Regions from separate parts of the Homo sapiens genome. Here region 2 is linked to region 1. A link is a contact called in ENCODE Hi-C or POLR2A ChIA-PET data. All regions are on one chromosome and are shown on one strand. The core of a region is the stretch at or near the end of the contact, and the rest is flanking DNA. Distances in the headings are between cores, read along the strand shown. Region 1 has its middle 20 kb from the start of IL16. Region 2 overlaps IL16 (interleukin 16).

The links. A loop is a pair of places that touch in the nucleus more often than their neighbours do. ChIA-PET counts read pairs that join two places held with the same protein, here RNA polymerase II (POLR2A). Pooled maps may share reads with other maps.
Region 2: a pooled map shows a loop between it and region 1 (2.1-fold over the local background). The contact joins two enhancer-like sites. A Hi-C loop is called at or near these places in 9 of 168 maps with a recorded cell type or tissue (CD14-positive monocyte, Jurkat, Right ventricle myocardium inferior and 4 more) and 4 of 50 pooled maps. POLR2A ChIA-PET finds 5 or more read pairs at or near these places in 3 of 52 experiments (AG04450, WTC11 and activated T-cell).

The regions. Positions count from the first base shown.
Region 1 is chr15:81,174,875-81,178,291 of GRCh38, forward strand. No RefSeq gene overlaps it. Among named protein-coding and RNA genes, the nearest start is that of IL16, 20 kb to the right of the region's middle. Within about 2 kb of position 1,662, at least 7 of the 41 ENCODE cell types and tissues checked have a DNase peak (open chromatin) inside an H3K27ac peak, as active enhancers do; they include heart left ventricle, where a contact is called at or near this core.
Region 2 is chr15:81,223,670-81,227,086 of GRCh38, forward strand. IL16 (interleukin 16) reads left to right here. Exons shown (of 19, transcript NM_172217.5): 2 at 1,630-2,042. The coding sequence starts at 1,731. Among named protein-coding and RNA genes, the nearest start is that of IL16, 28 kb to the left of the region's middle. Within about 2 kb of position 1,607, at least 11 of the 41 ENCODE cell types and tissues checked have a DNase peak (open chromatin) inside an H3K27ac peak, as active enhancers do; they include heart left ventricle, where a contact is called at or near this core.

The DNA.
Region 1 (3,417 bases), core at 412-2,911:
CATCCATCCAAACACATTCAGTTTCCCTTGGAGAGGTGGAATTCAGACAACAATCCTTTGTCCCCCCTGGCTTAGCAATCTGTGGCAGCATGAGCTGGAATACTCCGCATTCCAGCCAAGCCTCTGCCCCCTCCAGGTTTTCCTAGCTAGAACAACTCAATAATTTCTGCAAGACAAAACTGACTTAAGGTAGGAAGAGCAGAACTTACTTACCATCTTCCAAATGATGTACTTATTACTTGCTTATCTCCACCTCAAGGGGGAGCAAAGATATGATGCCCCAGGGATTAACCCAGGACTTTCATGTTAGTTCTGGTTCCTAACTCATTCCTGGGTGCCATGTGTTACTCTCTGGGTCCCCTATTGCTTCTTGGGTCCCTGTAATGGGCTGGTATTGGAGTCACTTTACTTTTTCCCTTTACTACAACAGACAATCCAGATGAACCTCCACAGTCAGTCAGCCAGCCAGATAGTGGCCATAAGTGTCAATTGATATTTGTCAGTTTCTTTCCTGCTCTTGTCTAGTTTGGAGGAGATAACCAAACTTTGATGGCATTCTACAATGTGCTGCTGACCACAATATGCCTTAATTCAGAGAGGTAATACAGGTGAAGTGATTAGCACAGTACCTGGCACAGAGTAAACACTCAGGAAATGGTAGCTGCCATCACTACCATCACCATCATCACCATCATAAACACCACCAGCTACCACCACCATCATCACCATCATAAACACCATCAACCACCACCACACCATCATCACTATCGTCCCCATCATCACCACCACCACCACCACCACCATCATCACTATTATCACCACTACCATGATCACCATCATCACTATTTTCAACACTACCATGACTGCCATCATCATAACCACCACCATCATTGCCATCATCACTACTACCACCATCACTCAGTCTGTGCTTTTGCCCTTCTTTGAATGTTGAATGAGGCTCAATTTGTCCTTCACATGAATGTTGAAAAATAATAAAGCATTTAAAAATCCATAAATTGATATAATGGCCTGCCTCTATAATGTTCTGAATGCAAAAACAAATGATGAAGGCAGTGAACATTTTAAAACTAATGAGCTGGTTGAATAAGAACATTGATTATTAGGTGCACTTACCATCCGCAGAGTTGAAGGCATTGGGGTTAATGATTACACATTAGACTGAAAAATAGTTTACTGGCATTTTCTGAGCCAGCCCCATCTCCCATGCGGTCACTGTCATGTAAGTTGTCACATGTCACTCCATTCAGTGTGGCAGCTCTCCATGGGAATGTGTGGGAAGTGGCCAAGGGTTTGAGAGACAATGCTGGCTCTTCTGATGACAGGGCCTGGAAGATGTTGCAGGCCATTTGCTACACAAGGCCCCGGTGGAGAATGAAGAAGCCAAGTTTTAGAGGTTTGTGATCTTGGGATGATGCTGGCAGGCAATGGCTCAGCTCCTGAAGTGTTAAATGTGATTTGACAGCGTCAGCTGAGAACTCAGAGGTCCAGGCAATGGGAAACGGGAGGAAGTCGGCTGTGGGAACTGGTCCCGGGGCTGCTGTAGGTCTGGCCCCTCGGGAACACTACAGATCCATTATATAACAGGGAGTGGTGCAGTTGGACTGGATTTGGGCTGTCTGCCCCGCAGAAGTGGCCTGTGCTGAATCTGGTAGGGGCAGTAACTTGTGGCTTTGGGAGAATGAAGTAGGGGCCGACTATACAGTCCAGTCTCTACGCTAGAGGCCGCTAAACAAGAGGGAACATACGGCCAAGGGGCAGGGTTTAGGGCGGGCTCCAGGCCCAACAGGGAAGGCACAGGCCAGGCAACAGCAGCGGGAGGCAGGCTAGGCAGACCAAGTCAATACATGAGACCTGGGAGGACTCAGGGCTCATTCCAGGCACAGTAGATCCTATGCCCACAGCAGTGCAGGTCACTGCGGGCCTCGCGTGCCAAGCTCTCTGAGCCCCCCAACATCCTGGCAGCCCAGTCACAATCAGCTCAGGGCTGGGGAAGGCCCGGTAGCAACTGGAAGCATCTGTGTCCATAGCCCTGAGGGGCTGGGGGGCACAAGGACTAGCTGAGGAAGGGGACCCAATCATCTGAAGGGAGAACAATCCAAGGGACTGTTGAGTGTGTGGGGGACACCAACAAACTGTCAGTGCTAGGGGCCAGTAAGGGGTGCTGCTAATGGGGGCACAGCCAGCGGCCAAGAGGGAACAGAAATTGGAATGTGTATGGGTGGCTGAATTTTTTTTTTTTTTTTATTTTTTTTTTGAGACGGAGTCTCGCTCTGTCGCCCAGGCCGGACTGCGGACTGCAGTGGCGCAATCTCGGCTCACTGCAAGCTCCGCTTCCCGGGTTCACGCCATTCTCCTGCCTCAGCCTCCCGAGTAGCTGGGACTACAGGCGCCCGCCACCGCGCCCGGCTAATTTTTTGTATTTTTAGTAGAGACAGGGTTTCACCTTGTTAGCCAGGATGGTCTCGATCTCCTGACCTCATGATGGGTGGCTGAAGTTATGTCTCTCCCAAGGTGGTTTAACTGGTAAGAGGCAGGACCTTTCATTCTTCGTTATAGACAGTTGGGTGTAACAAAAACCTGTTCCCTCGGCTCCTTTTATGCAGGGGAGGGATGGCAAGGATTTGGGTTTGTGTATGGGAAGAGGTCATATAGAAAGAATGAAAGAAATAGAGAGAAGACCTCCCCAAATGTGGTTTCTCCCCAACCCCCTAAAGCTCATTCCAGCTTTCCAGCTTTTCTAATTTGTGGTTATAATTGGGATGGTGCCATTCTGACCCCCACCCATTCTTCCAGGTTGAGGGACATAGTCTAGAGAGGAAGGAGGTGTGCAAAGAAGCTTGGTGCTTTGGGGTCTCTTCCTGGGGCTGGTGGTAGAAACTCAGAAGTCAGTGTCAAGGACCTTTCATCTGAGATGCACATGCATGAGATTCCTAAGCCAAGAGGCCAAAAACAACAGGCCCACAGCTCTAGCTTAATTTCAACACTGCTGCAAACTCAGAAATGTTAACCTCAAAAGACATGGTGTCTGGCTAGTGATTCCCAATGTAGCCTCCTGATCTTCCCACCAAAGTCCCTAGGAACATACAGAATAAGATAAAAGCTTGTCATCAACGCTGGAAACTAGACATCTAGGTTGTCGTAGAGGCATGTGAATTGTTTGAGGAAGTCATTCAACAAATATTTGTTGAGCATCTACTCTGTGCCAGACATCGTTCTAGGCACTTGGGATAAATCGGTGAACAAAACAAAGATCTCCTCCTCATTGAGAATACAATCTCTTCATAAATGCATAGTTCTGGCCTCCCAAAGACTAGGGCTTCCCATATTTTTATACAAATGTATATCCCCTCCCCCCTGTTTTAAAATATATGTAATATATAATATATATTTATATAT
Region 2 (3,417 bases), core at 357-2,856, 49 kb after region 1:
TGGCACACCATAGTGAAGTTTTCAAACAGACATTGTTGGAAATGTGTTATCAAGCTGATTACTGAAACAGTACTACTGTTGGCCAGAGCTGGAGGCCCAGTTGGTGGCCACGAATGTTTCATGATACCAATCTGTTCAGGAGTGAGAGTGTCTCCTTCAAGGCTTAGAGACCCACAGTCAGGCATGAACTCTGCAGAGGCTTGGATTTGTCTGTGATTGGAGTTTTACTATCATTTGAGATGGAAGGACATGGAGTACAAAACTTAGGCATGTTGACAAGAGGGTGCTTGATAAAATGGATCAAAACCGAATTAATTTATACTAAAGCATCAAACACAGTGCCTGATATATTGTAGACTTTCAATCAATCATTAATTCATTTTTGTTTATTGCTATTGATTACTGGGATGGTTGGTGAATAAATTGATAAAATCAAAGAGCTAATACAGAAAACAATAAATGTGTGCAATTCGAGTGCTGAAAAACAGTCTATTTTTAGGCAGAAATTCTCCTTTTGGAGGATATGTGAAAGGGTTTTGATGTAATGAAATGTTATTAGGTCTCTGCTATTCCTTATTCAATACTGGATGTGCGCAAACAGCAGTACCAATGGGCCAAGAGCATCCCACAATTTGTTGTTCTGGCCACAGCCTCTCTTTTGTGGCTTGGGCCTGAGTCAGAACTTTTTAGGATACAGCATCAGGGCTCCTTTCACCACCTGCTTCATGGAAACTGAATCCATGGGAGGCTCCTCTTGGCAAAGCTGAGCCAGGATGTTGGCCTGACTGGAAAGCCCATCTTTGGTCTCTCTGGCTGTGAGAGTTTGACCCAGTGGGGATAGGTGATGAAGCAGGAGCCCCTGGGCCTGACTGTGACTCTGGCCAAGTGTTTGACTTTAGGCCTGGAGAAAGGCACTCATGTTTGCCAGGAGCCTGTTATGTGCTCATCCCTTTGGCAGGCACTTGCCAAGTGTCACCTTCTTTTATGCTCACATCAACTCTGGCAGGTCAGTGTTAGGTAAGACTTCCAACCTTCCTAGCCTTGGGCTCTTCATCTGTCAATGGAGGACATAAGACATCAGTGGTCTTCAGACTCAGCTCCATGGATTCTGGGGTTTCTTTGGAGATGCCATGGGAGTTATCAAGGGTGAAGTTACCAAGGGGACCAGGAAAGTGGAACTTAGTTTTGGTTTTCCCATCTTTGGTCTGCTCTATAGACTGGAGTTCACTGCACACTTTTGTTTAAAGAATGGCTTCCAAGTTTAAAAACCTCACAAAGTACTGGCCTCTAAGATCCCTAAACTGTCTCCTGTAACTTATTACTGGCTCTTCTGCTAGTGCCTTGGGTTGGTACTTCCCCTCTCTGCACCTCAGTTCCCTTGTCTATAGAATGAGAAGCTCTGGGGCTAGGTCTCCATGACACTGGGAGTGGAGTGGGTGTTAACCGCTTGGGTTAACTGAGCCCCATTTGGCTGGCACACTGGAAGGGCCAGTGATCTTAAAGGATGATCTGCCCATCTGTCCTGCTTCACGGGCACCAAGAACCCGTGGCTCAGATCCAGGACTCGTGTGCAGCTCCACTTGTCAGCAGCAAGTCACATTGCTTCTTCCCATTTCCTCTTTCCTCTAGGGACTCATGAAGTGGCAGCTAAGCCCTGTCCAGTGGCCACCCGTCAGCCAAGGGCCAGAGACCAGGAAAGGAAGAAAGGCAGCTTCACTTCCTCTTTGAGGATGGAGTCGCACAGCCGCGCTGGAAAGAGCAGAAAATCTGCAAAATTTCGGTCCATCTCCAGGTCCCTGATGCTCTGTAATGCTAAGACCAGTGATGATGGCTCTAGCCCTGATGAGAAATATCCTGATCCCTTTGAGATTTCCTTGGCCCAGGGCAAGGAGGGAATTTTCCACTCATCTGTGCAGCTGGCAGACACATCGGAGGCTGGGCCCAGCAGTGTTCCTGATCTAGCACTGGCCTCGGAGGCTGCTCAACTCCAAGCAGCTGGGAATGATCGAGGCAAGACCTGTAGGAGGATATTCTTCATGAAGGTATGCCCAGGCTTTGCAGGCCTGAACTAGCCTGCAGTTGGTTTCTGGTGCTGTGAATTAAAGTCTTTGAATCCATTTATTCAAAAATCATGAAGCTGCAGAGTTATAATTCTGAAAGAGAGCAAGAAAAAAGTTGAGGCAGGGCCCACTGGAACTGTAACAATGAGTATGGGAGTGAATCAGGCTCAGTTAACACTCTTGCTTGAGAGGTTCAGGGAAGCACTATGTCACTCCAAGGTAAACTGAGCCTAGATCCCTGATGGAAAATGCCAGATGCAGTAGTCAATACACTGGGAAGCTCTTTTCTCTAGACAGGCATTATAGAGCATACCATAGGCAGGCCAAATCACATCTTTCTTGTAGACTTATAGAAACAGACTTATAGGGCCTGGGCAGAGAAGGAGGCCTTATGGCAAGCAAGGTAAGGGGTGCCGGATGAGTGAGTTTGTTCCCTGAATGCTGACTGTGAACATTTTCCAGGTACCTTCTGCCATTTTCAACATAGGTGTAGATGCTGAAGGTGGCAAGTGGAGCCATCAATAGGGGAGGGGGAAATAAGCAGTGTCTGGGGACCTGCCAGAATTCAGAATGTTTTCCTTTCTGTTATATCATATTTCAATTTTTGTCATCATAATGAGATGGAGATTGCAGAATACCAGAAATCTAGACCAAGTAAAATATTTTGCTATCAAGTGCTGTGGCTTCTATCAAAGGTGAGATTTTTCAAGAGTCCAGATGGCCCTAAACCATGGGATCAGTGCTGCTAACGCAGTGATAAGCCAACATACAGACATTTCTCCTATAGCCTACTGCCAGTCTATGCATTTAAATAGGGAAGACATTCCAGTACCTTTGAAAGGGGTCTGTCACCTCTGTACAGCTTGCCTTCTTCAGGAGGGAAATCACTATTTAACACACATAATAAACAACATTTGTGTTAAGGGCCTTAAGGACTCCACAGCATCCTTAAGAGCCTCACCCAGCCCAGTCTGCTCTATAACCCATGATGTGACTTCTATTAATATGTCCTGCACTCACTTAATTGGGTAGAAGGAGAAGCCATCAGCCCAGTGGGTTTGGGGGAGGCTCGCCAGGCTCCCAGGCTGCCATTAATGATGTGAAAAAATCTAATCCACCAACTGAGAGTCAAATTTATTAGTGACATTATGAATGTATCTAGATTAGCGCTCACCTAAATGAAATTCAAAAAGTATTTCAAGACCTCAGCAGAATCCTAGAATGGATTATTCACATGCTTCCTCTTAATATCATAGGTATTTCCTGAGCACCTATTATCTGCAAGGCACAGTGGGGGTCCAGTCTTTGCCCCGAAATAACTCACTTAAGATAGAGTGAAAAATACACTACAAGAGGG